Regions from separate parts of the Homo sapiens genome. Here region 2 is linked to region 1. The links are chromatin loops, found by intact Hi-C in ENCODE. Cell type or tissue: mucosa of descending colon. All regions are shown on one strand. Each heading gives the region's core, and the rest is flanking DNA. Links, peaks and the distances in the headings are about the cores only. Region 1 overlaps LHX6 (LIM homeobox 6). Region 2 overlaps MRRF (mitochondrial ribosome recycling factor).

Region 1 (8,331 bases), core at 309-8,308:
GAAAAACTGGGGGTTGGGCAGACACTCTGTGGTATTAATGTCCCCTAGGAAAGCAGGCAGGGCAAGGATTGGTGTGTTGGTTTTTTAGATGGGAAACTAAAACAGAGGCAGCTACATCCCAGAAGCCTCCTTGGCTTTATGAGATCTGATTAAGGTGCCCTAGAGCTTAGGGCCAAGGTGGTGTGGTATGGTATGATATGGTATGGTATGGTAGTTAAGAGGCTGGGCTTTGGAGCTAGGCAAATCTACTAGTATGTAATTTTTGGCAAATCCTGTTTCTTCTTCTGTAAAATGGGGCCGTGCCACCTACTTCCTAGGGCTGTTGTAAGGATTACATAAAATAATCCCTGTTACAGAGAAGTTAGCAGCTTTCACAGACCCTAACAGGGAAATTAGAGAAAGAGTCCCTGCCTCTGCCCACAGCCAAGCACTGCCCTTTCCCAGCTCCATCCCATCTGTGACCCTGTCCCCAGGATCCGTGGAAGACCTGGATCTTGTTCCTGGGCAATCTGGGGAATCACAATGTCAGAGCCAGAAGAGATTTAGGGATCATTCTAGTCCAGTATCTGTCTTGCACAGATGTAGGGACTGAGGCCCAGAGAGAAAAGGAAACCTCATATGTCAACACAGTATGGGAGAGCCTGGTCTCCAGACTCAGAAACCTGGTCCTTTCCCCTTATAGTTAGAGACCCTGGTCCAGGATGAAAACCCTTCCTCAAACCTCTGGCTTGGAGCTGCTAGGATAGGAAATGGGAGAATGGGAGCCAAGTCATCTCTCCAGGACTGGCCCAAGCCTGGTCCCAGGCAACCGGAGGGGATGAGCCCCCAGGCCAATGAGAGCTGTCCAAAGGTGGAGTAGGCTGCCCGATTATGAGAACCATCTCTAGGGTTCACTGAGTGCCTCCTGGCTTTACAACACATCAGCTAGCTCATCTATCTTTGGGAAGGTGTTCTGTTGTTAACGCCATTTTACTGATAAGGAAACATAGTTACAAAGGAGGGCAGTGACTTCTGACTCCTAAGCAAAAGATCGACCCGGAAGTGCAAGATCTGTTCGCCGCCCCACCCCTACGCTGCCTGCGGGACTATACCGGGAGGGCCCAATCGGTAGAGGAGTGTGGGTGGTTCCTGGGGTGCTGGGGTGGGGTGGGGTGGGAAAGGGCTGGGGGCAGAGGTGCCAGGCGGAGCAGGTTGGGTACCGTTCTCGGCGGCCCTCTTGAGGTTCTCAATCATGGTGTCGTAGTGGATGCGGCAGAGCACCTTCTCCTCGACCAGGCCGAACTCCTCACCAGTGGACAGCTGGCGCTTGCACGAGAAGCAGGCGAAGCAGGCCAGGTGGTAGGCGTTGCCGCGAGCTCTCCGCACCCAGTCGCTGGCGTAGATCTGTCGGCCGCACCGGGCACACTTGGTCCCGAATCGGCTGCAGGTCGAGAGGACAGGCACGGGGTGTCGAGACTCAGACAGGCCAACCTTCCTCCTTCCACCACCCAATGGCCCGCCAGCCCCCAGGCTCCTGGCCTCTAAGTCTTCAACTCAGGCATTAGCCTTAGCTTGGACGCAACAACACTCTACACCTAGTCCCACCTAGGAGATGAACTGGTGGGTGATTTTTATTTTCTTCTTGGTGTTTTTCTGAATTTTCCAAATTTTCTACGATGGTCACTTATATTTGCATATTAATTTGTTTGTTAAAAATACATCACAAGTTAGAAAAAACACAATAATAGTAATAATAAGCAAGTTGTTGAGCACTTACCACTTGCCCAGCAAGATTCTAATTGTTTTACATTGATTATCCCAATTAATCCTCATTTTGCAGGTGAGGAAAATGGGGACTAGAGAGGTAAAGTAACTTGCAGGAGGTCACACCGCTTGCAATGATAGGAACCCTAGCGATCCTGCTCCAGAGATGAATATAAGCTATAGCGCCAGCTGTACAGAAGTGCAGTTTCTTAGATGAACAGACAGATAAGCACTTACTGGCTTTGTGACACTAGGCAAACTGTTTAACTCTGAGTTCTCGTTTTCCTTGTCCTGCACTGAACTAGATGACAACAGCAATGACTACTACTGTTTGTTTAGTGCTTTGCAGTTGGCTAAGTACCCAGCAAGTCCCTCTGGAGCCTGTGACATTCTATTAATAATACCAAATGTTAAAAAGACAAAAATAAAAATAAAAAGCCCAGATCGAATGTCTTCTTGCCCCTCAAGCCTTCCTTGATTCTACGACTTCTCCTTCTCCCTTCTGGTTTTGTAGTCTGGCAATTTGGGTGCAGCTGCCTCCAACACCAGACTGGAAGCCCCTCCAGGAGGCAGCGGAGTCTGGTTTACTCCATCCCAGAAGTCAGCCCAGGGCCTGATCCCGGGCACCAGGGAAAGTGTGTTCTTTAAAGTGGATGACTCACCTGTGACTCTGTCCCAACCCTAGCAGCCTGTTTCCTCTGGTACACCCTCTATTTCAGAGAATGGTGCCACCACTTACCCAGCCCCTGAAGCTTGAAAATCATAATCATGCACTCCTCTCTCTCCTCAACCCCTCATCCAGCCAATCATCGATGCTGTTGGTTCTGTTTCCCAAGTATCTCTGGGATCCATCTCCTTCTCACCATCTCCACTGTTGCCCTCCTAGGCCAGGCTCCCATCATGCAACCCTCACTGTCAACCTCCTCCCCGGTCTCCCTGTTTCCAGTCTCGCCCCTGCCAACCCATCCTCCACAGAGCAGTCAAAGCAAAGTTTCCAGCATGCACATGAAATCCTGTTTCTGCCTTGCTTACAATCCTATGGTGGCTCCACTCTACCCTCAGGATCTGGTCCAAAACCCTTGGGGTTTGCAAAACCCAAGCGACCACATCCTCTTCAGGCCCATCTCCTCCCTAACCTTCAAGATATGCCGCCCCACCATCCAGGCATGTGTCCCAGTCAGCCACAATGGAAGGTCACTCCCAGGTCTTTATGGCCTCCTCTGAAGCACTTTCCCACCCCCAGGCCTTTGCACTGACCTACCCTCCCCCAGAGTCCCACGGCACCCTGCACCGCTCTCTCAGCGCTGACCACACTGGTTTGTAAATGTTTCGTTTCTGGCTCTTCTCTTCCACCCCTTCCACCTTCCCAGAGTTGGGGTCCCGGGGTTGGGTGTGGGGGACCAAGAAGATTTGCCTCTGCGTCCCCAGGGCGGGCACCCCTCCACCCGGGGGAGCATTCGGAATCGCTTGTGTGTGCACGGAGGAAACAGTCCGGCAAAAAGGCTCTGGTTACAGCCTGCCTGCCTTGGCAAATTCAAGCAACTGTCAGTTGAAAAAAACAGCGTTGGGTTGGACTGAGTGCAGGAGCCCAGAGGCTTCTGCCAGTCTCCGCTCGCAGATTCAACCCCAACCCTACTGTCTCCAACGAGGAGCGCGACAGGACCCTTCCGCAGGCGGCGCGGTTCCCTCAGGAGGCGCAGAGCACCTTCGTTGAATCCACCGCTCCCCTAAGCACAGGCGGTTCCGGACCTCGGAAACGCGGCTTCCCCAGCGGAGTGCCCAGCCCAGACCACGGTCTCTGTTCCCCGTCCCGCAGTAAAGGGGAGAGGAAACAGCTTTGCCCAACCCAGCCTACTCCCCCTCGAAGAGCCGACCCCGGGTTCCGCCACCCGGCTGGTGGTATCCGGATTGGGAGCACTTTCTGGCCTCTGAGGGGAGGCTGGCTTCCGATTATTTGTGCTGCGGGAGGAGGGGGAGCCCAGCCGCGCGTAGAGACCTTACTACGGGCCGGGGTCCTGGGCCTCAACGTTGCGCCACCTCGGCTTCGTCGCAACCCGGTGAGGTGGGGACTCTGGCATCCGGTTTTCATAGGAGGAATCGAAGGTTCAGAGCCGGCGAGTGATTTGCCGGAAACTCCACAGGGTATGAGGCTGGGGTTGAGACCCCCTCCAAGGTGCAAAAAGTACCTAGAACCTGCGGAGCAACTGGACTGGCGACGAGGAAAGCTGGAATCCCGCATGGATGAACAGGAAGCGGGGCTGGTCTGGCAGCGCCGCGTCCTCTCTCCGGGCCGCTGATTCTGGAATCTCCAGCGCGGGGCCAAGGGCCCACGCTCCTGGAGAAGGCGGTGAGTGCGTCCTCAGGGAGCGGACAGAGCCGGAGCAGGAAAGGTCATGGCCATCAGAAGCCGGGCAAGAGCGGCTGAGCCTTCTGTGCGCTTGGCTCGTGGGATTCTTTCCCCCTTGGCCAGGGACACGTCAAAGACTCTCCGCGCACCGCGATCTTCCTGTCCCGCGAGTCCCCGACGCCCGAGTCCGTTCTGCGCCTACACAGGTAGGTCAGTCACAGTGTCCTCATACCCTTGGTCCGAGGTAGGCGCCGCTAGTGAACTCTCAGCAACTTTCTCATGCTCCGCGTGTCTCCCGAAATGCTGGAAGCTGTCCCAGCTCTAGGATCCTCCTGTGCTCCTCGTGGCTCAGCTCAGTTTACGAAATCGTCCTCGCGCCAGATCCTTGAGGTGGGGTTAGGGGGGATTATGTAGGTTTGGTTGCATTGCAGACTGCCCTGCAGCGTGTCCCTCACCCAGGACAGGAGTCAGCAGCACGAAGGGCGCGAGGAGGCTTATCGATCCAGGCTCCGACAGAACGACAGACTCCTTCCCAGGCGGGCTGCGAGGCCGGAGCCACTGGATTCCAGACACAGCGAAATCGGCGGCGGAGACAACGAAACTTCAAGAAACAGATGTGCAGGAACTGCCACCAGAGCACCAAAGGGATTAGGGGGTGTGTCCACTGCCACCCCAGCCTTGCTGTGAGGTCCGGGCCTTGCGTCCCTGGATCCCGGCGTGTGAAGGACCTAGGTGCAAAGGATGCGCGGCGCTTTGGGGAGAGGTGTTACTGCTCATCCTGGCAACTGCTAAAAAGAGTAAGGTGGGCGTCGCGCACCGCAGTGCCCTCTACCCCCTGAAAGGAGAGCAGAGATATCTGGGTACTCGTGGTTATATGAAGGGAGCCCTGCGCCCTTGACCAAGTCAGACTCACTTTCCCAGCCTACTATGCTGGATACCTAGTAAGCGCTTGGTAATTATTTGTTGGATGAATGAGCCTCAACGAAAGAGCCCATCTGAGTTTCACCTCGACCCCTTCTCCCACTATTAAGCTACCCCTTTTCTGTACAAGGAAACCAAACCTCAGAGTGGAAACGCCAATGTTAGTTACCAAGCTATTGAGCCGAGAGGCCGAAACTCAAACGGAGGTTCACTTATTTTAGGTTCAAGACCTTCTTGAAGGCTTTAGATCCTGTGAGGCGAACAAGGTGGGTTGGAGGTGGGGCCCTACCTATTCTCTCTGCTCCTTCCCTTCTAGGTAAACCCGTAGGGGAAGAAGCCAGAGGGGGAAAAAAAACCCAGAACCAGCAATTAAGAGGTTAAAACGACCGCTTCTCGGAGGTCCCGGCCCCGAGGCTCCTCCCCCAGCTCCCCTCTCGGCTCCCCCAACATCTGTCCCCCAACAGCTGGCCGCCGCTGGGCCGCTCTCTGCCGCGGTGGGGGGCCGCTTCCCGCTCTGCGCTTCCCCTGGGACCCTCGCTTTGCGGGAGGGGGTAGGCTTCTCCCGCTGGAGCCCGCGACAGAGCTTGGGCTCAAGGCGGAGGGCCAGAGAAGGCTAGGGGCTTGCATGAAGTCGTTTGGGCCTAGCTGGGAAGAGGAACTTTAGCCTCCAGGGCACTCACTGAACCCCCACCCCCATAAACACGAGGGGAAGCAGTTAACCCTTTACTCCCCACTCCCATTGTCAGAAGGCAGGAGGGCCAGGGACCGCAGTGACCTGATATTGACAAAGGTGCTCCATTCACAGGCCTCTGAGGTCACTCCTGCCTAAGTGTTGCAAGATCACCCAGGGAGCCACACATCAGAAAACACAGCGGGCGTGCCAACCAAACTGGGCAGGGACTCTTTGGATCAGCAGAGAGGGGCCCCACGATGCACAGACGGGTGGCTGATATATCTCACCTATAGAAGAGTATGGGGGTGTTTAGGGGCAGGGATGGCGGAGCCAGGCAGCTATAGGGCTTATCTAGTCTCTACCACTTAGCCCTGTGACCTCATCTCTCAGGGCCTCAGTTCCTCGATCCCACCCCCACGCCACCATACTGTGGGATTATGAGAGTATCATACACACAAGGTGGACCTGAGAATTAAATGAGATAAAGCAGGTAAAGGGTTAGCCCAATTCCTGGCTTAGACAAGAACTCCATACGTTATGATGACTGGTGTCCTGTGTCACTGTAAGCAATGGCACTTTCCCAGGACATTAGTCTCCCCAACTATACAGCAGGCATGATGTTCCAGCAGGCTGGGGGAGCCAGGTGGGCACTGCAGATCGGGCCATGCCCTATTGTAGGGCAGCAGCTGCAGGTATGTCTGGGGCTATGGTTGTCGGTAGCAGGGGAAATGTGAATGTCCCGGAAAGGAGCACTATTCTTCCTCCAGAATTTTCTTCCATTTTTGGAAGAAAACAGAAAGAAAAATGGTCTTCACCAAAAGGTGAAGAAATTAAGAGTCCTGTCACATTTTTCTGGTGGTATTTTTTTTTCCTGCTGGGAATCTCAGGGAGTAAGGGGAGGTAGAGATCTGGATAAACGCACAAGGGTTGGTAAGGACCCTGTTTAGAGTGTGAATTGGAGAAACTGAGGCAGAGTCCAGTGGCCTGGCCAAGGACACGCAGCCAATGAGAACCAACCTCTCCCAACAATGCAAATGAGCCAGGAGCAGCACTGGACCTCCATGTCTTCTCTAAGCTTTGCAGACCCTCTCCCTGGTGAACTTGGAGTTCCTTCCTAACCTTTAATTCCCTGAGCCACCAGTGCTAGCTCTGCCAATGGAGACTGAAGGAGGGTCTATAAGATGATGTCAAGGAGGGACAAGGTGGGGGATAGAACCTAGGTGACCCTCTTCCCTGGGGAAAATGCCAGAGGTTAGAGGACCATGGGATCTCCATGCTCCCCCTCCATGGGGCCTTGGCCACTCCCTTCCTCCCCCTTGCCCCGTTGGGAGCTCTTGGCCTCTCTTTGGGCAGAGTGCTCCAGTCCACATCCTACCAGACCCTTGACCCCGGGCTTCAGGAAACAGAAGCCTAGAGAACCTCAGCATGTGACCCCTCCCTGGGCCCCAGCTCCTTAGAGGAAAATTCTGCCTCCCACGCCACCATTCACACTCTCTCCAGGAAGAACTTCCTCATAGCAGCCACCCAGAGCTTGGGCTGCAGTGCAGTGCAGACAATAGTCCTTGCCTGGCACTCGATCGGCTTTTTCTTTCCCTTTTTGTGGGTTTTATTATTTTTGTTACAGGTGGGGCTGCCAGGGATGGGTTATGCCTGCAGGGGGAGAAATGATCAGAAGAGCCACAATTCTACCCTCAACCCAGGGAATGTGAGCTTTTACTGCCTCCATTTTCTTAACCAGAAATCTGGTTTAGTTTTGCTTTCAGGGCTCTTGTCATTGGAAAAAGATTAGTGCTCAGAACCTGCAGCCCAGAAATGGCCCAGTCCCATCCCTCCAGGCAGGCTCTGCTCCTCAAGCTGCGTGGGGAAATGCCATCATGGGCTTGTGCCCAGCATCCACCCTGCCAATGATGACAACAGTGATAATCGAGGCATTCATACCAACCACCATTTAGGGAGCCTTTATAGAGACTTCCCCCCAACAGTGGCCTCTTTGGCAGCTCTGGGAGACAGCCTTGGAAAGGGCGAACTAAGGGCCGAGAGAAGCAGCAACTTGCGAAGGTCACTACTGGCCAGACTGGGCCCAGTCTCCTGCCTCTTCCCACAGTGGCTGCACACCCTACTCTCTACCCCATTGCAGTAGGAAGAGAACTCCAGAATAAGGGGAGGCTCTGAACAGTGGAGTCAGGATCCGTGTTTTGACTAGTTTCAAGGTCTAGTAAAGCACAGTATCCAAGGAGGCTCAGTCCAGCATGGGCATGGGCTAGGGCTGGAGAAGTAGAAAAGAAATTTGGGCAAGTAGTGAATAAGACTGCCAAATCTATTGTTAGGAGAGCCAGGAGAGGTGTCCTAGTGGTGCCTTAGTCTATGGGAGAGACCCAGACACCATTCTGCTGGGTTCCCAAGCTGGCACCTTAAATTTAGTAGCTGATGAATCCAAGGAGCCCCCAAGCATCATCTGGCATGTTTTTTTGTATGTTTGTTTGTTTGTTTTTTGAGACAGAGTCTCTCTCTGTTACCCAGGCTGGAGTGTAGTGACGTGATCTTGGCTCACCACAATGTCCGCCTCCCAGGTTCAAGTGATTCTCTTGCCTCAGCCTCCTGAGTAGCTGGGACTACAGGCACGTGCCACCACACCTGGCTAAGTTTT
Region 2 (8,331 bases), core at 212-8,211, 65 kb after region 1:
GGTGGCCATGGGCAGTTACTTTGCTTTTCTGGTCCTCGGTTTTCTTGTTTGATTCTTAACTTACAGCTTTGGGGTGGTAGTTAAAATAAATGAGGTAACGTATTATGGTTCTAGCATAGTGCCTGGCGCATAGTTAACACTACATTTATTTATCCATGCTGCAAATTTTTGTCTACTTTGGAACTAGGCATTGTGCTAGTGCATAGTAGTAAACAAAAATAGGTATTGTCTTTGCTATCATGGAATTAGACTCTCAGAAAAATGAGATTTTTATTATGAATGTACTATAAACACATCTAGGTATTTAGTCTCATAGTAACTGACATCTTTGGTCCGATTTTTCCAATTTGTCCTGTTTGGCAGTTCTTATCCCTTACTGGGAACCAAATGAATACAGACCTGCCCACGTGAGGCATTTCTATACCCCTGAGCTTGACCAGGAAGATTCCGTTTGGGTTAATAACTTCCTGAAAGTGGCTTTTCTAAGTGGGAAATGTCAGAACTGTCTAGGCCAACTGTTTGCAGATGTGATGGAGAAGTGAGTTGTCAGCTGATGGTGCAAGCAGGCAGGAAAAATCCAGTTGCTGTTAAATTAGGCTTTTGCAAATTGTCATCATCCTAAAGTCAAACCTGGGACCCCTCTCTTAAGGTACCTGTGGGAGCTTGGGCTGCTTCTACTCACATCTTGATTAGGATAGTTCATAAGAAAACTAGAAATATTTCGCTCTTAAGAAAACCAAGTGAAAAATACAGCTCCACTTATAAACACTATCAGAAACATTACCGAGTTCAGAGATGAGATCCAGTGTGAAACTAGAAGACTGTTCCCGTCACTTGTCAACCTTTGGGCTGGGGCATTTCTGCCTTTGCTGACAGTAGAGCGTGCCATTCAATCTCTCTCAACTGTTTATTTTAAACTTGCTTATTATTTTAGGTATGAAACTGATAAAGTGCTCTGTCTCCCCTGTGTTTTCTGGCCTGTTAACATTCTGCAGCCGAAACCAGAGAGCAGTTTGAGAGGAGCTCAGGGAGAAATGTGATACTTAAAATTAGCCAGCAAGCTCCACTCTTGTTGAACTTAAAAAGATGATGGGCCTGGAAAGAGGTTGGGAGTGTAATTTGTTAAATGTTAACCTCTGAGAAAATGAGGGGCAGGAATGAGGCTGAGGGAGATTCTCGCTGGGGACAGATTGAGGGAAAAGGATTTGATGCATTATGTCGATACGGATTTAGGAATGGTAACCACCACAATTGCATTCTGAAAAGCCTGTGTTGGGACTTCTGTGGCAAAGGATCTCATGGCAAATCAGGAAGACTGAATTAAGATCCATTTCAAAAGGCCTCCTGTTGGTATTTCCTCTTTCCTTTCTCTTCAGGATTATGTTTGTTTAACGTTCTGTATAGAATTTGGGGCCATGAAGAGACTGGGTGAAACAGACTAAACTTAACTAGTCTCTTTTGCCAGATTGTTCCGTTTTATCTTTCATTACCATCTGAACCAACAGGTACTTTTCCCCCTACCTTTTCCTCTTTCTCACAGCAATTTCTATCTCCCAGATAACTGACACCTTTTAACAGTTGTCTAGATACAGGTTTATTTGTTTATTCATTGTTGTCCTCTTCCCTTTCATCCGTCCATGCATACATTGATTTATCGTCAAAGCATTATTGAGCACTTTTTCTGTGCTGATTAATATGTGCTGTGGATACAGAGAGAAAATATATTGTCCCCACCTTCCAGAAGCCTAGAACCTGATGTGAAGGGTCAAACAAGTAAACCAACATGTATAAAACTATACAGCAAAGCTGAGTGGTGAAGACCAAATGACTTGGAGTTGGTCAGACCTGGGTTTGAATTCAGGTTCCATTAAGAGCTGTTGTGATCTTGGGCAAGTTACTCTGTATGCCTCAGTGTCCTTGTCTATAAGGTAGAAATAATAATAACTATCTCATAGAGTTAATATGATATTGACAGCAAATACATTATAGAAAGCATTTATCATGATGTCTTGCTTATAGGAAGTATTCAGTAAATATAGGCAATTATTATTATGGAAATGTGCTTGGATGCTGGGGGCTTGTAAAAGGGGTTTATAGTCCAGCCTAGGAGATCAGACAAGATTACTGAGATTAGATGCCACTGTATCTGACTGTTAAGGAATGAGCAGGATTTATCTGAACAGAGAAGAGTGTTCTCAGTAGAAGGAAAAATATATGCAAGGGTCCTGAAGCAAGACAGAACAGAGTTTATTAGAGAATATTAGAGTGTATTAGAGAAATTAAAACACAGAATGTCAAGAAGTAATAATAGTCAGCATTTAGTGGGACACAGTTTAAATGCTTTTCCTACATTCTGTCATTTAGTATTCATAAAAACCCCATGAAATATAAGTACAATTTTTTTTTTTTTTTTTTGGAGTCAGAGTCTTGCACTGTCGCCAGGAGTGGAGTGCAATGGCGCGATCTCGGCTCACTGCAACCTCCTTCTCCCGGGTTCAAGCGATTCTCCTGCCTCAGCCTCCCAACTAGCTGGGATTATAGGTGCCCACCACCATGCCCAGCTAATTTTTTGTATTTTTAGTAGAGACAAGGTTTCACTATGTTGGCCAGGCTGGTCTCAAACTCCTGACCTCGTGATCCACCCGCCTCAGCCTCCCAAAGTGCTGGGATTACAGGCGTGAGCCACTGTACCCGGTGAGATATAAGTACAATTTTTATGTCCCATTTAGAAATCAGGAAACAGGCCAAGAAGGCTGAAGGGGGTCTACCCATGGTCACACAATCAGAAAGTGGCAGAATTGGTATTTGAACTCAGGTAATTGGTCTTCAGAATAACAAAGACTTTTACCATTATACCTCCCGGACTTTTCCAGGTTGAAGCCACTGCTGTCAGCAACCTTCTGTCTTATGATGACATTGAATCTGGTTGAGTATCTCAAATCAGATCTTTGGGCCACAGTATGGTACTGCATTATTCTAACAACATATTGCCAGGACAACTCCAATTTGTTTAAGACTCCATTTCCCCCCTTTTCTCTTTGTGTCTCAGAATGAGCCATCCTTGAGTGGTTCCTACTGTGAATAGTAAGGTTTTTCTTCTAGTTCTCATTTGCATGGGAAATAAGGGAGTTTGAATAATGCCTCTTTTCCATCTGTAACTGTGGCTTTATTGCTTGCCTTCTTGCCATTTTTGAAAATTTTTCCCAGGGTTTTCCAGAATTTAGATGCAGATAAAGATTATATCCAGGATAATAGGAAAATGTTAATAGTTTTGTTGTTGTTGTTGTTGTTGTTGTTGTTGTTGTTGTTTGTTTAATGGGCTAGTTCTAAAGGGGATCTAAGTACCAAAATGAAGGGTCGTATAAGCAAATGGTTCCAAATCTGGCTGTGTCAGAATAATGTGGTGAACCTAAAAAAAAAATTACAAGCTTCCCCAAATCACAGGCTCCGAAGCCTCTGCAGAATCAGGATCTCTCCAGGGTGGGGCCCAGGAATCTAATTTTCAAAGCTCCCTGGTGATTCTGATGCACAGCCGGATTTGAGTTCCATTTGTAAGGGAAAGAGCCTTGACTGAAATCAGAATTAAGCACACCTGAGTTTGGGTCTTGGCTCTTGTTTTTCCTCTTGTTACCCCTATGATCTTGGCCTGTTTATTCTTCCCAAGTCTTATTTCCTCATCTGTAAAGTGGGGGTAATAATGCAGTGTTACAGGGTTGTTGTAAGGACTAAAAGGGATAGTAAGAGGTACAGTCCTCACTCTAATCCTCTAAGGTAGTTATTTTTTGACTGAATTGGAAACCAAGGCACAGAGAAGATAAATAACTCACCTGAGGTTTCATAGCAAGTAAATGACAGAGTTGCTTGTGAGGGTGATCAGCTGTTTCCAGTTTTAGTTCTAAAAGCCCTGTCACAGAAAATTCTTCAGCTCCAGGCAAACCAGGATGGTTGGCCACCCTAGTTGCTGGTGATGAATTCCAACTTAGTTCTGTCAACATTTCAAGCTTTTCTATCACGATACTGCTGTTCCTGTGAAAGCCCCTTGTACACTCTTGTCACATTGATAAGAATCCCTAAATGTTTGTTGAATCTGAATTATTATTATTATTTTGAGACAAGATCTCACTCTGTTGCCTAGGGTGGAGTGCAGTGGCCAGTACGGCTCACTGTAACCTCTACCTCTTGGGTTTGAGCAATCCTCCCACCTCAGCCTCATTGCTGAGTAGCTCATCTTCCAGGCACATGCCACCATACCTGCTAATTAAAAAAAAATGTTTTTGTAGAGATGTGGTCTTGCTGTTTTGCGCAGGTTGGTCTCAAACTACTGCCCTCAAGCATTCCTCCCACTTCACTCCCAAAGCTCTGGGATAACAGGCATGAGCCACTGCATCCAACCTGAATCTGAATTAGATAGGACTTAGATTTGGGGCTACTAAGGTTCTTTGGAATTCTAAAACTCTGTAATTTTTCTTTTAGGATCCCTTGACAAGATTGCTGTGGTAACTGCTGACGGGAAGCTTGCTTTAAACCAGATTAGCCAGATCTCCATGAAGTCGCCACAGCTGATTTTGGTGAATATGGCCAGCTTCCCAGAGGTAAGATGGCCTTGCTAAAATCTCTCTCCGTGGTCTCTTTTGGAATGGAGGAGACTGGGTCATATCAGGAGGAAGTGTTCCTTCAGCTTAGGATGAAACAAGAGAGAAGACATAATAAAGAGAACTTAAGGATAAGGCAAAGCTCTTTTCCTGTTGCCAGATTCCTTTTCTGTTAAACTCAGATGCTACAGAGGCTAGGTAAGTTGTTTGAATACCCAAACGGGTCCCATCTAAGAAAAACAATACTGGAGATGCAGTGATTGGTGCTTGGCCAGCGTGAAAAGGCTCTGGTGAGCTGGAGAGCCTGTACCTTGTGTGAGTGGAATGCCTCTGCCCAGCTCCTGCTGATCATTGCCAGGCACAATGTAGGCCTGGTAATCAGTGTTACCTGATACTACGATTTTTATTTCCAGAAGAAGCTAGTAACACAAATTTTTATGTGACATCTTTATTCTGTAAATGTTGATGACTAATTGAGTTTTTTTTTTAAAGACTATGAAGCAAATAAAACAATACTTTAATGGGCCAAATGTGGCCTGAGGGCCACCAATTTGTGACCTCTGCATTAGTATTTGGAGCAGACCCTCCAGGAAGTCCTTTTATACTAGACTGACCATTGCAGAATATTGCATGGAGCACAGTGCTTCCAAAACTGGAAGGTGGGTTGTATTAGGTCATTGCATCTTTGAAGCTTTATGATTTTAAGTGTAGTTGAAGAAGGTAATTGGGCTTTTTGTTATTGGTCCACTAGGAATTGGCCTGGATTAGGAGTCTTAGAGTACCTGGAATCCGGTCCCATCTCTACCACCAACTGGCTGTTTGACCTTGGGCAAGTTGCTTCACTCTCTGGGCCTCCATTTCCTCATCTGCTAATATAAGGTGAAGGAATCCTCCTGTTCTTATTGTCTATTTCAGTAGTTGTATTCCAAAGTCATAGACCAAGGTTGGACCTGTTGTATTTGACAAACTAGGCTAGAGATAGGAGAAAGGGAAAGCCCTTGCTGTGAACACACTGTTTCAAATCAAAGGGCTCTGATAGCTAATGGGCCAGGCACACCTGTGGGTGTGCTGTTACCACTCCCCTACTCCATTCTCCATACTATAACCAGAATGAGTTTTTGAAAAATATATATTGTGCCAGGCGTGGTGGCTCATGCCTGTAATCCCAGCACTTTGGGAGGTTAAGGTTAGAGGATCACTTGAAGCCAGGAGTTCAAGACCAGCCAGGGCAACATAGTGAAACCCTGGCTCTACAAAAATTTCAAAAATAAAAAAATTAGTGAGGTGTGATGGCACACACCTGTAGTGCTAGCTACTCAGGAAACTGCAGTGGAAGGACCGCTTGAGTCCGGGAGTTTGAAGCTGCAGTGAGCTATGATCATGCCACTGCACTGCAGCCTGGGTGACAGAGCAAGACCTTGTATCTTAAATAAACAAGGAAAAAAAAATATATGTATAAAAGATTTTGTCAGTTGTCATTCCCATGCTTTGCCTTTATTGGTGGCTTCTAGCAATCTTTAAGAAACAGTCCAAAATCCTCACTGTGGCCAAGAAACAGTCCAAAATCTTCATTATGGCCTAGATGGCTTTGCTTGATCTTGCCTCTGTTTTTTCAGTTTTGCCAGTCTTGTGCCACTGTCATCCTTGTACAATGCTTTAGCCACATTGGTCTTTCAGTTCCTCAAACACACCAAACCCTTTGCATCCTTAGAGCCTTTGCATATCCTGTTCCCATTGCATGGAACACTGTTGCATGGCTAATTGCTACTTATATTTTGGATCATGGCTTAAACGTCACTTTCTTAAGGAAGCCTTTCCTGACCTCTCCAATCTAAATTATTCTTCCACACTAAGTTCTCCTATACAGCACAATTCTTTTTCTTTATTGCACTTATTACTAGTGTACATTTGTGTACACATTTATTTTTCATCTCACTTTTACTAGAGTGTAAGCTTGGAATGTAGGAATGTCTAATTTGCTCATTGTGTCCAACACCAAACAGTGCCTGGCACATGGCACCATTTGGTAAATTTTCCTTGAATGGATGAATACCTGTTATTAGGTTGATAAAAGGGAGGCACTCATTTCTGATGTTAGTGAGGAACAGAGAAATTGATGAAAAGGGAACTGTCAACTGTTTCTCTTTCTGGGCCCCTCTGAACCACTGAGGCCTCTCCTCCTTGTTCATCTAATCCCGTAGGCACTGTGGGCCAATTTAGGGAATAGCCTCCTAATTACACAGCTTGAAGACCTCATCAGGCAGATTGCTTTTCAGAGCCAGCCACTTCTTTTATTAAATAGCAAATGGCATTCACAGAAGAAGCACCTGATTGGCCACCAGAGCATCTTATGAAGCAGGAGGAGATATTAACAGCTTAATTTTTTCTTAGGAAGTTGGGGTATATCTTCATTTTTCAACTCAGACATCTTTGCCATTTGTTCAAGTTGAAATTCCATGGGTTTTGAAAAAATCCTTACAAGTATATCAGTAGAGAGGTTCATTTACAGGAACAGAATGAGGAAGTGTGAGTTACATTGTCTTTTGAATTCCTTTATCTCGTCTGTTGTATATATTAAACAAATAGCTCTAACTAAAGATTTCCTTCCTCCAGCTTCGAAGCTGACCGTAGAGTACCCAGGTTCATAGCTTTAAAATGCTGAGCTAATCCTGTGTTTATGTAATTTCTGTTTCACATACAGTTGGCTTTCTTTCCAAACCTGAGCATTTCCGTGTCATGCTGTAGTGACACGATGCAGATTTACATGCATGATCTTTTTGAATGCATTGAAGACAGAAAACTGTGTTGCATTTGTTTAACATGTGTCCTGCTTGATAAATGATACACATAGTTGCTGCCTTCCATAAACTTGCCTGCAGCTAGAGTTAATGATGGGAAAGAAAAGAAGGGAATAAAAACCACAGCATGATTTGAACAAAACAAGCCAAATGAAAAAAAATAAAAATAAAAAACCACGCACAACTCTGCAGGCACCATTATTGCTCTTGCGGAAGGAAGAAAATGAATGTGTATTGATTGTCTGCTTTGTTGCTAGTCTCTTTCTCATGTTTTGTTTCCTATGATCAGTACAGGTACTCTGTAAAATTAGGCATTATTTATTTCATTTTATAGATGAGGAAACTGAGACTCAAAGCAGTAAAATATTTCCACTAGGTTTACACTGTTGTGACAGAGCCAGGATTTGAACATATCTCTGTTGGATGTGAAAAAGCCTGTGCTCCTTTCACCATTCGTTTGTTAATTCAGCACATATTTTTTGAGTCCTTGCAAGTGATTAGTTTCTATTTGAGGTGCTGGGAATTCACTGATTATTAAGACAGACTATGTGTCTACTTTCATAGACTACATTCTAAGGACTTACTGGGATATGAAGAAAATGGAAGGCCAGTAATTGATATGGCACTAGCAGAGTTGACTTGAATTTAAATTCTCAAGGACTTGTTCACCTGTCTACAAAAGTCTTATTTTTTTGTTGTTGTTGCTATTTAGCACAGATTAGCTTAGAATAACAAAGGCAGACACTACTAATTGATCACATCACTCTTCTCTGCCTGACGCCCAGATGAGATTTGTGATTTTTCTCAACACTCTACTCCAAGCAGCCACAACCAGTTAGTTATGTCATCATTTGAGAGCAACCTGTTTGCCCTGTGATACTGTCGAGCATCCTTTCCGTGAAGGGATGATGCATAAGAGATGGAAAGTCTATAGGAATGTA

Evidence for each region. Hi-C counts contacts between places; a loop is a spot of excess contacts. Peaks named below come from ENCODE experiments on the same cell type or tissue, not always from the same donor. Only the 100,000 strongest peaks of a DNase experiment are listed, where the experiment ranks them.
Region 2: it touches region 1 in a loop (4-fold over the local background); 2 of 110 quality-filtered maps call a loop at or near these places.

The regions. Positions count from the first base shown.
Region 1 is chr9:122,215,869-122,224,199 of GRCh38, forward strand. It overlaps LHX6 (LIM homeobox 6), which reads right to left. Exons shown (of 10, transcript NM_014368.5): 5 at 1,200-1,420. Among named protein-coding and RNA genes, the nearest start is that of LHX6, 8.9 kb to the right of the region's middle. In mucosa of descending colon, for the core only: no CTCF peak of the experiment used is centred there; a DNase peak (open chromatin) is centred at 4,213.
Region 2 is chr9:122,280,696-122,289,026 of GRCh38, forward strand. It overlaps MRRF (mitochondrial ribosome recycling factor), which reads left to right. Exons shown (of 7, transcript NM_138777.5): 4 at 4,474-4,592. Among named protein-coding and RNA genes, the nearest start is that of MRRF, 20 kb to the left of the region's middle. In mucosa of descending colon, for the core only: no CTCF peak of the experiment used is centred there; no DNase peak of the experiment used is centred there.